Linked DNA regions of Mus musculus: all the other regions are linked to region 2. A link is a contact called in ENCODE Hi-C or POLR2A ChIA-PET data. All regions are on one chromosome and are shown on one strand. The core of a region is the stretch at or near the end of the contact, and the rest is flanking DNA. Distances in the headings are between cores, read along the strand shown.

Evidence for each region. A loop is a pair of places that touch in the nucleus more often than their neighbours do. ChIA-PET counts read pairs that join two places held with the same protein, here RNA polymerase II (POLR2A).
Region 1: POLR2A ChIA-PET joins it to region 2 with 13 read pairs in Patski. The contact joins the promoter of Uba52 here to the promoter of Klhl26 in region 2. A Hi-C loop is called at or near these places in 2 of 37 maps with a recorded cell type or tissue (both heart). POLR2A ChIA-PET finds 5 or more read pairs at or near these places in 4 of 5 experiments (Patski and embryonic stem cell).
Region 3: POLR2A ChIA-PET joins it to region 2 with 17 read pairs in embryonic stem cell. The contact joins the promoter of Ell here to the promoter of Klhl26 in region 2. POLR2A ChIA-PET finds 5 or more read pairs at or near these places in 4 of 5 experiments (Patski and embryonic stem cell).
Region 4: a map of heart shows a loop between it and region 2 (2.7-fold over the local background). The contact joins the promoter of Crtc1 here to the promoter of Klhl26 in region 2. A Hi-C loop is called at or near these places in 4 of 37 maps with a recorded cell type or tissue (T-helper 17 cell, heart and left cerebral cortex). POLR2A ChIA-PET finds 5 or more read pairs at or near these places in 4 of 5 experiments (Patski and embryonic stem cell).

Annotation. Positions count from the first base shown.
Region 1 is chr8:70,508,866-70,512,344 of GRCm38, forward strand. It overlaps Uba52 (ubiquitin A-52 residue ribosomal protein fusion product 1), which reads right to left and starts at 1,552. Exons shown (of 4, transcript NM_019883.4): 1 at 1,473-1,552; 2 at 656-769; 3 at 431-517. The coding sequence starts at 758. It overlaps 4930522P08Rik (RIKEN cDNA 4930522P08 gene), which reads left to right and starts at 1,621. Exons shown (of 2, transcript NR_151735.1): 1 at 1,621-1,788.
Region 2 is chr8:70,475,007-70,478,830 of GRCm38, forward strand. Klhl26 (kelch-like 26) reads right to left here and starts at 1,937. Exons shown (of 3, transcript NM_178771.3): 1 at 1,844-1,937. The coding sequence starts at 1,899.
Region 3 is chr8:70,538,147-70,541,554 of GRCm38, forward strand. It overlaps Ell (elongation factor RNA polymerase II), which reads left to right and starts at 1,529. Exons shown (of 12, transcript NM_007924.2): 1 at 1,529-1,695. The coding sequence starts at 1,561. Gm51534 (a long non-coding RNA gene) reads right to left here and starts at 1,383. Exons shown (of 2, transcript XR_003947400.1): 1 at 1,322-1,383.
Region 4 is chr8:70,436,945-70,440,831 of GRCm38, forward strand. It overlaps Crtc1 (CREB regulated transcription coactivator 1), which reads right to left and starts at 2,629. Exons shown (of 14, transcript NM_001004062.2): 1 at 2,489-2,629. The coding sequence starts at 2,614.

The sequences.
Region 1 (3,479 bases), core at 302-2,801, 33 kb after region 2:
TGAGCACATGGGAAGCAACAGAATAGTCAGTGCTACACAGAGATGCACAGAACGTGTGTGTGAATATGACAGGGACTTGGAACATGGGATTAAGTAGATGACAGCATGGCTCCGATGGGTTTGAGGCTAACATGAGCTACCACGAGTTCCAAACAGCCTGGGTCTAAGTTGACACTTAGCCTCAAAGCAAACAACAAAAACAAAACCAAAGTAAAGGTTTGGTAAGTAGGGGCAGCCAGGTGAGTCTGGTGAGCTGGGCTCAATCCCTTCAGCCCACACAAGGCTAGAAAAGTGGTCTTCTGCCCTTTGCCTCAGAGCCATCACAAATAAATACCCACAGTAAATACGTAAGTCAACCATGCCAACGACCGCAATAGCAGTCGGACGCCAGCCCCCACCTACAATACCAGACAAGCAAAACAGCCCTTACCTTTCTGGATGTTGTAGTCGGACAGGGTGCGGCCATCCTCCAGCTGTTTGCCCGCGAATATCAGCCTCTGCTGGTCAGGTGGGATGCCTGTGCACGAGAGAAACCAGGTTGGCCACAACTCCTTCCTGCAGAAGCTGGTTAGACCCCATTCACTCAAGAGACGAGCAGACCAAGATCCTTAAGCGCTCCCACCCGTAGGAGAACGCCCTGAACAGCACAGCCCACCTTCCTTGTCTTGGATCTTGGCCTTGACATTCTCGATGGTGTCACTGGGCTCGACCTCAAGAGTGATGGTCTTGCCCGTCAGGGTCTTCACGAAGATCTGCATGTTGGCGTCTGCTACACATCAGAAGGAGACGCATGAGTAAAAGACAGAGGTCCGTCGGCTTCTACTAACCACCTAAGACTGCTTATTTCTTAGTTACCTTTACTACCAAAAAGCCAAATCCTGCTGCGGACTACGGCTCAGCAGTCCCACTCTGCCAGTCACCACCACCCGGTGGGTCGGGAAATCCTACCCAACAGCTTGCCACCCCAGCAAGAGTGCCTTCCAACTGAAGGATCGGACAGCAAAGGTTTCTTCTCAATAGGGCCGGCTGGACTCAACTATGCCCTGCTTCTCAGGTGCTGAGGTGAGAGCAGTTCACCGCCACGCACAGTTTAGCCTTTTTTTTTTTTTAAGACGAAGTTTAACCCAGGCAAACTTTCCAGCCTTGGGGGCCACAACCACCCCCCCCCAAGCACAGGCTGGCCCTGAACTCCCTCTGCAGCCAACACTGGACCCAAACGCGCATTGTATCTCAGGCTAGGCCCAGAACTCGCCCTGGAGCTCAGGTCAGTGCCCTTGGTCTTCCGCCCGCAGCGCCCGGGCTGCACTGCCGCGTGCCCGCCGCGCGCCCAGGTCCTGGCGGCCGAGTCCCACCGAACATGCACGACGCCGAAGCGGCGCCCGCGAACCCCTACAGTCGCCTCGCCGACCCCCGCCGCGTCCCCGCCCAGGCCCAGCCGCCAACAGCCCAGCCGCGACGCGGACGGCACCAACCCGCTCGGCCGCCTCGTTGAAGAGAAAGAGGACAGCGGAACCGGAAACCCCCTAGTCTCCTCTGAGAGCGCCTGCGCACTGAGCACGCTGCGCGTTTACGTCACAATCCGCGCCGCATGTCGTCCCGCCCCGGGCTTCGCCGGGCGCCATGTTGGGTCCTGGCGAGAATAGTCGTTCTGTCTGGAGCCGCTTCCGGGTGGAGCTTAACACATGAGTGATAGCAGCTCCTGCGGGAGCCTTCTCCGCTGCCTTCGCGGCGGGGACAGGTTTTTGTGTAATTGAGGCGTTGTGCTGTCACCGCAACAGGCGGACCGCGGTGAGTACTAGGCTAGCCCGCGCTACCTACCAGTCGGCTGGGGTTCAGAGTAAGCCGCTTTCTCCAAAGCCAATGAGAAGACTCAGCGGGTAAAGGCACGTTACCATCACCATCACGGTGGAGGGAGAGGACCGACCCGAGTTGTTCGCCAGCTTTAACCGGCGCGCACAGGCAATAGAAATGAATCCTAGGCCGAGCATGGTGGCGCACGCCTTTAATCCCAGCACTCGGGAGGCAGAGGCAGGCGGATTTCTGAGTTCGAGGCCAGCCTGGTCTACACAGTGAGTGCCAGGACAGCCAGGGCTACACAGAGAAACCCTGTCTCGAAAAACCAAAAAACAAAACAAAACAGAGTAAGCCGCTTTCTCCAAAGCCAATGAGAAGACTCAGCGGGTAAAGGCACGTTACCATCATGGTGGAGGGAGAGGACCGACCCGAGTTGTTCGCCAGCTTTAACCGGCGCGCACAGGCAATAGAAATGAATCCTAGGCCGGGCGTGGTGGCGCACGTCTTTAATCCCAGCACTTGGGAGGCAGAGGCAGGTGAATTTCTGAGATCGAGGCCAGCCTGGTCTACAGAGTGAGTTCCAGGACAGCCAGGGCTACACAGAGAAACCCTGTCTCGAAAAACAAAAAAAAAACAAACAAACAAAAAAAAAGAAATGAATCCTAGCAGTTGGGGGACAGAGGCCCCGGATTTCTGGAAGTTCAAGGCCACTGTGGTCCACAAAGTGGAGCATCCGCAGTGAGCTCCTGTTTCAGACAAGCAGTACAATCACGAGACCTTGCAGAGCTAACTTTCCTATGAGCTTGGCTGTGTGGCTCTTCGTTTCTTAACTATTTCCCAGTGCACCAGGCAAAAAGCAGATGTGGAGGTAACTGGGAAAATGACTTTTTTTTTTTTAATTGAAAGTAGGCTCTTTTTCCCCATATAGTATAGACTTATCAGGATTTCCTTCAAGACGACGCCCCAGATTCTCCCCAGGTCCCTACCCACTCAAAGCCACACATTTTTTCTTTTTTAATTAGAAAAGAAACAGGCAAATAAAACAAAACCAGAATAGGATGAGAAACACAGGCATAAGCTCACACATTTGTAAAACAAAGTTGGAAACCATAACATGCAACCAAAAGGTCCAAACAGCATGAGGCAAACACCTCCAAAACTACTGTTGAGTTCATTTTGTGGCCTGCCCTTAAAGTGTGCTTGGTATATCCAGTAAGACTCTGTTGGAGAAGATAATTTTCCATTTGTGAATGGCTGTCAATTGGAGATAGCTTCTGAATTAGGGTTGAGTTGTCTTCCCCTCTTAGCACTGTGGCCCTTTTCTGGCTTAGACCCCCACGGGTCCTGTGCATGCCACCAGTCTTGAGTTCATACCTGTTAGCCATGCTGGGTTTAGAGGTCCTGTTATTTGGTGTTCTCTATCCCTACTCCAAGGTTTCACCCTGCACACTGTCCAGTTGTGGGTCTGTCTTTATTCCCATCTACTTCTCTAATGCTGGCCGAGCAAGGCCCTGGTCTGCTTCCCCACCTATTACCAGGTAGAAAATACCTCCAAGAAGACACTTTTAATGACTCAGAAAGTACATACATGTTTATCGTGGTGGTTTTGTTTGTTTGTTTTTTTCAAGACAGGGTTTCTCTGTGTAGTCCTGGCACTCAGTTTGTAGACCAAGCTGGCCAGAAAT
Region 2 (3,824 bases), core at 687-3,186:
CTCACTTTGTAGACCAGGCTAGCCTCAAACACAGAAATCTGCCTGCCTCTGCCTCCCAAGTGCTGGGATTAAAGGCATGTGCCACTACTGGCCTGCCAGCCGTCCCCTTTTATCTGGCTCCTAGGCCCTGCCCACTCATTCCCCAATGACTCCATGATCTACCCCTGTTACAGACCTTCAGTCCTGGGCCACCACTCTGTCATGCCCCAGTGTGCTGCCACTCACTCTTCTGTGGCCAGAGCGCCCAGTTTCTGCAGTTGCCGATGGCCTGTATGGAGTCCCTGGTTTGCTCTGACCTCACTCTGAAGCTTCCAGCTGCTCTGGTAACAGGCAGGGCCAATGCCTCCTCTAGGTGGTAGCAGGGTTTCCCTAATCAGCATCTTCCCTCCAGTCCTAATGCTCAACTCAGATCCACAGGCCACCAGATCTTTCCCTGCCCTCCGGCCTGCCTGAGGGCCAACTTTGTTCGTTATCATTAGGCCCAGTGCCCTTGGCTTCGGTTTATTCCCAAACCATTTACAGACTGAATTTCCTCCTTGATCTCACAAGGGTGGTGGCTGTCTCAGGGCAGGGGTTCCTGGCTCTGGGTTAATGTGAAAATGGAGGGTGTGAGTGCTCCCTAAGAGAGTTCCCTAAGACCGGTAGGTGCTCTTCCCCTGAGACTCCAGATCAATTCACAAAAATGTATTGCAACAGAAAGTTTTTGAGTTCAAGGTTGGCCTATGCTATACAAATCAGTCACTATCTTAAAAATAGGATGGGTAGAGGGCAGGCATATGACCCAGTAGTAGAGTCCTCACCTAGCATGCACCACAGGAATAGAGATGCATGCCTGTCATCTTGATCATTCGGGTTGAGGAAAGATAACCAGCAGTTTGATGTTATCCTCAGCTATATGGCATCTGTGAGACCAGCTATAAGATTCCTTGTCTTGAAAAACCAAAATAAAACAAATATTTAAAAATACTTGCCATCTTTATGCAAATTCCCAAGTTCAAGGAACCCACCTTCAGAGTTGACCAGGAAAAAGGGTGACCTCATTTAACTAAAAGGGGTGAACGTGGACCCAATATCTGAGGGCAAGACCTCCAATTCAAACGTTTAGAGTGAGGGGAGGGGTATTTAAACCCTATGAAGGGTGGAAGGAAGGGGGTCTTAAAGAAAGACCCTATACTCTTGAGTATCTTCTCTCACAGTGCTCAAACTCCACAAATACATCCCGACCTCTCACAGTCCCTGAGACTCCCTGGCCATCATGATGGATCTGCTGGGGCCCCCAAGGTTGCCTCAGTGTCCCCTCACGGCATGCCCAAGTCCCTTGTTCACCTATCAAGCCCCTAGACAATTTTCTGACAAATAGAACCTGTTGAGGTCTCCCAGTGGCCTCAGTGTCTCCCAGACATGTCCAGGCCCCTAGGTGACTGGCCTCAGTGTCTCCCCAGACATGTCCAGGCCCCTAGGTGACTGGCCTCAGTGTCTTCCTCAGACATGTCCAGGCTCCTAGGTGACTGGCCTCAGTGTTCCCCTCCAGACATGCCTAGGCCTCTTGTTCCCTGCCATCAGGACCTGTGGAGGTAACCAGGTGGTCTCAGTGCTCCCTTCACGAACGCCTCGGCTCCCTCCCGGGCCCCAGGGTCCTTGTGGAGCTTCCCACGTCACCTTCCCCGAACCCCTTCAGCCCCGGGCTCGCAGCTCCCAGGAAGCCGGGCCTCAGCCTGCCCTCAGGCCTACGCCATAGCTCAGGACCTTAACGACAGGGACTCGGAACGTCCACGCCCCCGGCGGCCCCGGGTCGGCCCCGCCCGAGCCAAGTGGTGCATGCCAACAGAGGCGTAGGACTCACCTGCTCGGGCGCTCGGGGCTCTGACTAGAGCCGCTGCTGCCACCGGACTCCGCCATCTTCCGCCGCGCGCCCGAGCGATGGGGCGGCGCGCTGATCGGGAGATCGGGGCCCGGGGCAGCGGGCGGAGCCGCTGAGAAGGAGGGAGGGACTCGAGTGGTGGGCGGAGCTTGGGATCAGGGGCGGGGCCTGAGGAGAGCAGGTCGGAGAAGAACATCGAGTAAGGCCAAAGAAAGTGAGGGGGAGGAGCCTGAAAGACCAGGGGCCAAAGAGGTAGGCGGGGATTGGGGCGGAGCCTTGAAGAGAAGTGGCGCTTAAAACCCTGGAGGCGTGCAATAAGAATTATAAGCATGGCCTAAGAGCGGACCTAAGGAAGATAGTACCTGAAGTGGGGGTAAGGGTTGAAGACGTCATGGCCCTCAGAAGGGAGGGGTCTGAGAAAGGTGATTCAAGCAGGACATGACCTAAAGAGGGGCGGGGCCTATGTAAAGGAGGGAAGAGACCTGTGGAAGAAAAGTTCTGTGGGAGAAAAGGTTGGCTCCAAGGTATGGTAGGGCCTGAGTTTGGAGAGGGGCGAGTCTTGGCTGTGGAGAGAGTGGCTGGAAGGCCTATGCGGGAAATGGAACCATGTTACTTCCCAACATAACCAGGAAGGGGAAGGCGGCCTGAGGGTCATTCTTGGTGTTAGATATATGCTGGACCAGAAGAAAAGTGGAGGAAGACTGGAGCCGCCCCTAGAGGAGGGAAGGAGCCCAGGATGATGATGGGAAGTGTCTAGCCCGAGAGGGGCGTGGTTAGCGGAGGGGTGAGGCAAAGGGTAGGTTGGGAGGGTCTTTTAATTAAGAGCAGAACTGCTGGGAACATATGCCTGGGATGGGAAGAGGGCCGAATCCACGTTCGGGAGGTGCCTGGGCGGGGCCAGGGCTGGGAGAAGGATCGGGACTTGGGCGGGGCTCATCATAATGAGGGGGCGGGTCTGGACTGCAAGAATGGGAGGGTTGGGGAAGAGCCTTGGTAGGAGATGTGGAACCTAAGTTGTGAAGGTCGTGCCATGAAGGGCGGGGCAAACAAGGTGTGGGCTAGGCGGCGCACAGATGTGGGCGTGGCTTATCTTTGGCAGAAGCGGGATGGCTCAGATGGCATGTTCTGATGAGTGAGGGAACAAAAGTCCCTGAGTGCACAGACCCTCTTCACTAGCATCCTGCCCCGAGCCATATCCCTTTCCCAGCCTGAACCCAACCCAACCCTCTGACTTCCAACCCTTTGCTTCAGCGTTTTCAGCATATAGTAAGCTCAGAACCTCCTACCTCAGGGCCCAATGCCACTCTCAAATCCCCATCCCTTCTGTATCTGCCCTCATACTCTAGCTCCCATTCCCGAAATCCCTGCCCACAGAGACACAAGCCAGCCTCCACACCCTCTACCTCAAGCACGCTATAGACTTGCAACCCTCAGCAATGGTTCAAAGGCCCATGTCTGTGCAAGGCTTTCCTTTTGTTAAGGTCTTCCTTTTGTTAAGACTGTGTCTCCTAGGCTGGCCTGCAACTGTGAACCCTCCTGTGTCATCACCCTTCTGAGTCCTGGAATGACAGGCATATATATCACCATGCCTGGCTGTCTTTCCTTTTTTATTATTTTCTGTCTTCTGTTCTTTCTTCCTCTCTCCCTTCCATCACTCCTCCTTGCTTAAGGCTCAGAGGATAAATGGCAGCAATGCTTGAGGGGCTTGGCTGCCTACAACCTCCCACACCAGAGTCTCAGCTTATAGTAGGTTGAAATGCATCCAGCTAGTCAGCTAGAAAGTACAACTCCTTTAGGTAAAATCAAAGACTAGCCACCAAACATGGCACCCCAATGCCTGCAGCCCCAGCACTCACTCGGAGGCTGAGACAGAGGATCAATTCAAGGTCATCTTTGCCTAAACAGCAAATTCAAGGTCTGCCTGGACTACCTGTGGATCAAACTAAAAAATCCAAGTAGGACC
Region 3 (3,408 bases), core at 279-2,778, 63 kb after region 2:
TCAGACATAATCAGCACTTCATCCTGTTTCCACAGTTCTTGCCCTGGTTCTGGGGATCCCCCCTATTAGCTGGACCGGGCAAGCCCACGCCCACTTGGTTTATGTAACCACGCCCACCACAAGCCTCAACAGACGCCCACTCCGTCCTGGTGCGAGCAGGCCTGGCACTTGACCCTCTGGAGAGCTGTGCCTAGACTCCACCCAAGGAACGCGGAAAAAAAGCATAAATATCAAGCTGAAAGGCCCAAGTTCAAGTGTTAAGGGTTCATGAGTAACACATGTAGCGGCGAGGTTAGGAGCTTGGAAAGATGGAACCGTCAGCTCTTATACTTATGAGCGGGTGGGGAATAGGCCACGTCGGTCAAGCGGTCAGGGATCTTAAGTCAGTTGGGTGGGAAACCCTTGAAAATTGGTTTTTGAAACGCGGCAGCGGCAACTCCTGAATAACTCAGCTTGCCCAGCGGCTGAGGCTTCTGGGGAGGGCCTCGGGAGCTTGGGGTCTGACTATGTAGCCCAGTGCATGAACTGAAGTAGGGCAGACCCTGCGACTGCGGGGGGCGTATCAGTTGGGCGTTTGGCGGGCAAGCGGTGGTCTGGGAAAATCAGCAAGCACGGGGTGGGGGAGTGGCCACGCCTGCTTCATGAATAATACAGCAAGTCGGTAGGCGGGCTTTACGGGAGTTTGGGGGCGTGGCCAAACGCGGAGCGCTTGGGGAGCAGTTCCTCGGTGACGCAGGGTTCCATGGGCGTTTGGGGGCGTGGCATAGGGCTGGTAGAGGAGGCGGGCTTCAACGCGTGTAGGCGTGGCTAAATATGTTTCTTTAAGGTGATTTTTTTTTCACTGGGGGCGGGGTGGGCTCGCTGCATATGAGTGACCATCTAGATCTGGCTGGCAACTGCGAACAAACGTGTTCGTCGTCGCGGCCTGGCAGTCTACCAACACGTCGGAGATCACGGCCAGTTTCTCATAAATAACACACTCACGCGACAGGTCGCGAGGCTGAGAGGGCTTTGCTGGGTTTGGGATGAGGATGGGTTTCCTGCAGTCTTGGGGTCGAGGCTGCCTTCGTCTCATGAATAATGCAGGAGGAGTCGTCAGGTAGGAGGAGCCTGTCTGTGAACTGGCGCACGCGCATGGGAGTTGTTTGCAAGGGAGGGAAGTTTCTTAGAGAGCTCTGAAGAGCTGTTTTAAGGCTATGACTGGCCTCGCGAGACCCTTAGGGAGTGGCCAGTTGCGCTGTGGTTAGTTTTTGAAGGCGGGTTTGGAGCGCGCGGGAAGGCGTGGCTAACCTCTCTTCTTGAATAATACAGCAAGACTCACAGTCTCCGGTCCCGAGAGCGGGCCTGTAAGTGCTTGGGGGCGTGGCCATCTGTGCGGGCCCGAGGCAAAATGTTCCTCAGCTCTGTCAAAGAAGGCACGCGCGCCCGGAGTGGGGCGTGGCTATGCTGGCCTCATGAATAATGCAGCACGTCGGCGGGCGGCGCGGCGGGGCGGGGCGGGTCAGGCCGGCGTGCGGGCGCAGTCGCTGAGGAGGGGGGCGGGGGAGTGATGGTTGCAAGATGGCGGCGCTGAAGGAGGCTAGGAGTTACGGGTTGTCGTGTGGGCGCGTGAGCGACGGCAGCAGGGTGTCGGTGTTCCACGTGAAGCTCACCGACAGTGCTTTGAAGGCTTTTGAAAGCTACCGGGCCCACCAGGTGAGCTTTGCGGCGTCCTGGCGGGTAGGCTGCGCCGTGGGGAGACACTTGCGGGGACCTGTGGGGGACAAGGCCGCGCGTCCACACCTGGCGATACCTTGACCAGCCCCAGTGACATCCTTCAGGTTGGCTCTACTCTTGTCTCTTTTTTTAAAAATAGGTCCTTTCTATGTAGCTCAGGTTGTCCCTGAACTGACGGCCATCCTCCTGCCTTAGGTTCTTAAGTGCTGGGATGACAGGTGTGTTTGGATCCACTCATAGAAGGGGTAGTTTGACAGAAACTTACTGCCTGGCCCCAGATCCTGCCACTCTTGTAACCCTGTTTCCCTGGATATTTTGGACAAGGCTGTTGTGTTTTTCTCACCGACGGAGGTGGTTGTGTTAGCCATGGGGGCTTCCTCCCCTGGGCACTCAGCAGGAGGCAACTGTAGCCACCACACTTGGTCTCTCCATTTTCCACTCTTCATCTGGGAGAAATTCCAGGCTTTTTGGTACTGCCTCCTGGCTTGGGAGTGGGGTTAGGGATCCTGGCTGTGTCCCTCTTTCCTGTGCCTCACTCTGGGTCACACCTTGATGCCCCACCCAAGCCACGGTATCACCCTGCATCCATCCACTGAGACAGAAGTTGCAGGACCCCAGGGGAAGTGGCTTGAGGGTTCATCTTACTAAAGTGACTGGGGTGTTGAGTCTGTGTCTGGGATGTGTGTTTGCCTGTGCTGGCTCGGGGGGTGTTGACGCGGTCGAGTGAACAGAGAGTAACTAGGAAAGAATGTGGTTTTCTTCCTGCCCAGGACATGTGCTGCACCATTGGCCAAGCCAGGAATTTATTCCCCATTCAGTGATCTGGGGAGCCTACCTCTTCCTGCATGTCTTCCCTTCACTTCTTTGAGCCACTTCCTGCCCGTGCCCGGGTTTTAGTTTTTTCCTTCCTAGAACAGGTTGAATCTCTTTGGAAAAAGTCCTTCTTCCCTTGTCAAAAGGGGCAGAAAGTGCCCCTGCAGGTGAGAAGGAAGAGGTGGTGAGGATTTGGGTGGCAGCCACTGAGTGACCAGCCCAGCCACTCTTCCTGGTTAGAATTCCAACCTGTAGTCTTTCCCCTTGGGCCATTCTGACTAGTCCTGGAGAACCAGGGCTTTTCTCAGAAACAGCTGGGCCAGAGCATGAGTCACTGCTGTCAGGTGAACTTGGTACCTGGTGGCAGTCGCTGGCCCTTGCTCTGCCACCCCTACAGCCTTCTCCAGCACCGCTGTCATACTGTTATTTTTAATTTTGCTGTGCATTACATCCCCTATCGAAGCCTGGTCTTCCTCTTGTGAGGGCACTTGTGGAATTGCAGGCCACTGTGCTCGGGCCCTGAGGAAGCCAGTTGTGTCTAGCTGTTTGACTACCAACCATAAGGGACTCTGTGTCTTGTGGCTGACAGCATTCAGTTTTGGGACAGTCCAAACCTGTGTTTATCTGGAAAGCTGACAGGGCACTTACTGGCAAGGCGACTTTGGAGTGTAATCTGTGGTCAGCATCAGAGCTTCACTCTATCCTAGGCTGCTGTCAAACCCATGACTCTTGACTCTAGGTGCCAAGGTGGCAGGCAGGAACCACCACCAGCCCAGCTTCAGAGACGCATATAGTTTGTTTCTTGGGGTTGTTTTGTTTTGTTTTGTTTTTGTTTTTTTGAGACAGGGTTTCTCTGTACCACCACGGCCCGGCTCTGTT
Region 4 (3,887 bases), core at 1,379-3,878, 37 kb before region 2:
TGTGGATGATAGGAAATGAACTTGAGCCCTCAGCCAGTGCAGTTACCACTGAGCATCTTCCCAGCCCACTGAGTGGCTAGCAAGGCTGGGGTGGACAGGGCCTGGAGATCATCCTGGCTCAAGTGAACGTTCGGTCCTTGGGCTTTTTGACATGCACTTCACCTTACCACACCATGACCGTAGCAGGCCCCCACTTTTTTTTAATTGCCTTGCTTTACAGCCTAAGCTAGCTTTAAAGACCTCAAACTCACAGTGATCCTACTGCCTCAACCTTCAGACTGCCGAGAGACAAGCATGTGCTACCATATTATATATATTTTGAACTCAAGCTATTCATGGGACACTGTACATACAGAAACCAGAGGACAAGTTTCAGGGGTCAGTTCTCTCCTACCAAATGGGTCCCAAAGACTGAACTCAGGTCCTTGGGTTTGGCAGAAAGCACCTTTATCCAGCGTTTATCATCTACCTTTATCACCAACCTGCCTCGTTCTTAATAAGAAATGGGGCATGGGCAAATGCTACATGGATGGTTTGAGCATGGAGACCAACTCCACTAAGACAGAGAGGGCTGTGATCCCAGAACAGCCGTAAGCATAGGGAGGGGATGTGGCTAGGCTGCCTGAGGGGCCAATCTCCTCTAGGGCAATGAAACAGTTCTGGAAGAGGGTGGTATAGGTTATATGATTCAAAGAAGCTGGTGAGCGCCACTGGTCACACACACAGACCTTCCTTCTCAACTACATTCCAATCAGGCTGTTCCATCCTTGCAGAACCTCTAAGGGCTCAGGAAGTGCAGGCAGGAGCATCCAAAGGCATCCTCAGCTCCTCAGTGAGATCAAGGCTCATCTGTGCTACACGAGGCCTTGCCTCAGTCACCTCCTCCACATCATTCACTCTCAATCCCAGGAAGAAACCAGATGTCCATCAAAACGTCAACTATGAAACTCTTTGTTCTGGTTACACTGCAAACATTTGACACCAACTGTATGCAGACACCTACTATGTGCTAGAAACAAGAAGCAAACTCAACTGCCCTGTAAGTAACACAGGGATGGTAACACTTTTTGTTTGTTTTGGTTTGGCTTTTGGAGACAGGATTTCTCTGTGTAGCTCCTGCTGCCCTGGAACTCACTCTGTAGACCAGGCTGGCCTTGGACTCAGAGATCATCCTGCCTCTGCCTCCCGAGTGCTGGGATTAGTTGTGCACCACCATCTCCACCCGGCAGATGATACACTGTTTATTTGTTCATTCATTGCCCTTTCTCAATGCCTTTCTCAATACACTGAGGGAGAACATGCCCCCCTTCACCCCCCTCCCCCGCCCCGAGGGCTTTGGGGACAGAGTCTGATTGAAAGTGAGAAAACCACCACATTCAATCACTCACTTTCGCCTACGATGCCACAATCTTGGAGAAACAAGCAACTGACTATAAGATTACCTGACCCAAAGGTGCCCACTGATGAATCCAAGCCTCATGTAAGTACCCCTGGCAGGTCACATGGGACTCAGAACCCAGGTCTGAGGGTGTGCAGAACATGCCACACACCAGCATCACCTCCTTCACCCTTGAGGAAAGTCTGATGACACACACTTGACATGGAAGGATAAGGCTCCGCATCCACTCCACTTGGCCAAGAACCTAGCAAGGCCAGCTATGCCTGTCAAATGGCCCAGCCACCCAGTCTGTTGGCAGCTGTTCCCTGTCATGCATGGGAACCAAGCAGCCACCTCTATGCTGACTCCAAACATGGAGGAGGGATATCCTCAGCTATCCAGGAGGGATAACATCTCCTTCACGGCAGAAGTAGGAGTACCAAGGAAGGCACAGGTGACAATGATACAGTATCACCTCCTCCTCAGGTGCCAATGGAGTGACAACTGTGCCCTCAAATAACGATGAAAGGACCCCTTTCCTTTAGGTAACAATGAAGGGTGACAACCGTCCACTCAGGTAGCATTAATGGAGACCTGTCCACTCAAGTAGCATAAAGGGTGACAACTATCCCCTCAAGGTAGCAACAATGGGGCCACTTATCCACACAGATAACACTAAGGGAACAACTCTCCCTGAAGGTAGCAAAGATGGTGGCACCTATCCCACCAGGTAGCAATGAAGGGTGACACCTGCCCCACCAGGTAGCAATGAAGGGTGACACCTGCCCCCTCAGGTAGCAATGATGGAGTCGTAGGTCCTACGAGGTAGCAATGATGCAGTCCCTGTACCATCAGGTAGCAATCAGGGGGGTGACACGTGTCCATTCTGATAGCTATGATGATGGCACATGTCCCCTCAGACAACAATAATAGATGACACCAGTCCACTCAGGTAGCTGCGATGGGACCACCTGTCAAGTCCAAAGAGCAATCTCGCGAGCAGCCGCTCAGCGCTGTGGCGGCGTGGGGACACCTGCGGCGGCCGCAGCCCCGCCCCCGCGTCTCTTCCTCCTCCCCTCCCTCCTCCCCTCCCCTCCCCCGCGCTCTCACCCGCGCGGCCCGCGTCAGGCTCAGGTCCTTCATGACCTCCTCGAAGGCCGCCGTCTCCTCCGCCTGCTTCTGGTTGTGCAGTGCGATCTTCTCGCTAAATTTCCGCGGATTGTTCGAAGTCGCCATCTTCTCGCCGCCTCCTCCTACTCCTACTCCTCCTCCACCTCCTGGCCCCCCCCACTCTCGGGAGCCACCGCGCAGGCGCCGGCCGGGCCCACGGCCGGAGAGAACGCGCAGGCGCAAGCACGGCCCAGAGCGTGGCGCCGGCGCGCGGGAGAGGCGTGTGGCGTTGGGGTGAACACGCCTGCGCGTGCCTGGGCAACGCGTCGGGAGCCTGGGAGGGGCGTGCCTACGCAGGCGCACTGCAGTGCGCGTGGTTCGCTGGACAGCGGTCCGGGTCCTGTCCCATCAGCGAGGGACTTGAGTGGCAGAGGACACGGCAGAACTGATGCCTGCATTCACTGGACTCCAGCATTCGCTGAGGACTTGTTGGCGCGCCTGCTGTATTCCAGGGCACAGGCATGAACAGAGTGGGCCCTGGGCTACACAGCCGGGGAAGGGAGCAGACTTCCTACCAGGAATTGAGCAGGGGTCCCAAAGTACAGTTCCTGGGCAGAGCCTGACTTGGCACACAGAAGCCGGGGTTCGGTCCCCAGCAATACACACACACACACACACACACACACACACACACACACACACACACACCACACTTATAATAAAGTTTCAAATGGGAGAAATGTGCTGCGCCTTCTAAGAAAAAAGACAGTACTGGCCATGATGGTACGACCAGCTGGAGCCAAGGGGATGGGGAATTCAAGCCACCCTTACCTGTAGAGTGAGTTCAAACCAGCCTGTGACACAGGACACGGAGAAAAAAAGACAAATGGGGGGGGGCTCTCTGGAAAGATGGAAAGATTGCTCAGAGACTAAGGGCACCTGCTGTCCTCGAGAAAGACCTGACTTTGTGATCCCATGGAATAGCTCATATGCCCTTGCAACTAAGGTTCTAGAAATCCAACGCCCTCTTCTGGCCTTGGCAAGAAGTTAAATATACACATAGCATGTGCACACACACACACACACACACACACACACACACACAGAGATACATAGATAAATGTTTTAAATTTAAAAATATTGCCAGGCAGTGGTGGCACACACCTTTAATCCCAGTATTCAGGAGGCAGAGGCAGGCAGACTTCTGAGTTCCAGGCCAGCCTAGTCTACAGAGTGAGTTCCAGGACAGCCAGGACTACAGAGAAACCCTGTCTTGAAAAAAAAGAAAGAAAGAAAAATTAGAGAGCTAAGGTCAGGCATAGTGGCACGTGCCTTTAATCCCAGCAGAGGCAGGCAGTTCTCTTTGAGTTCAAGGCCAGCCTGGTCTACAAAGCGATTA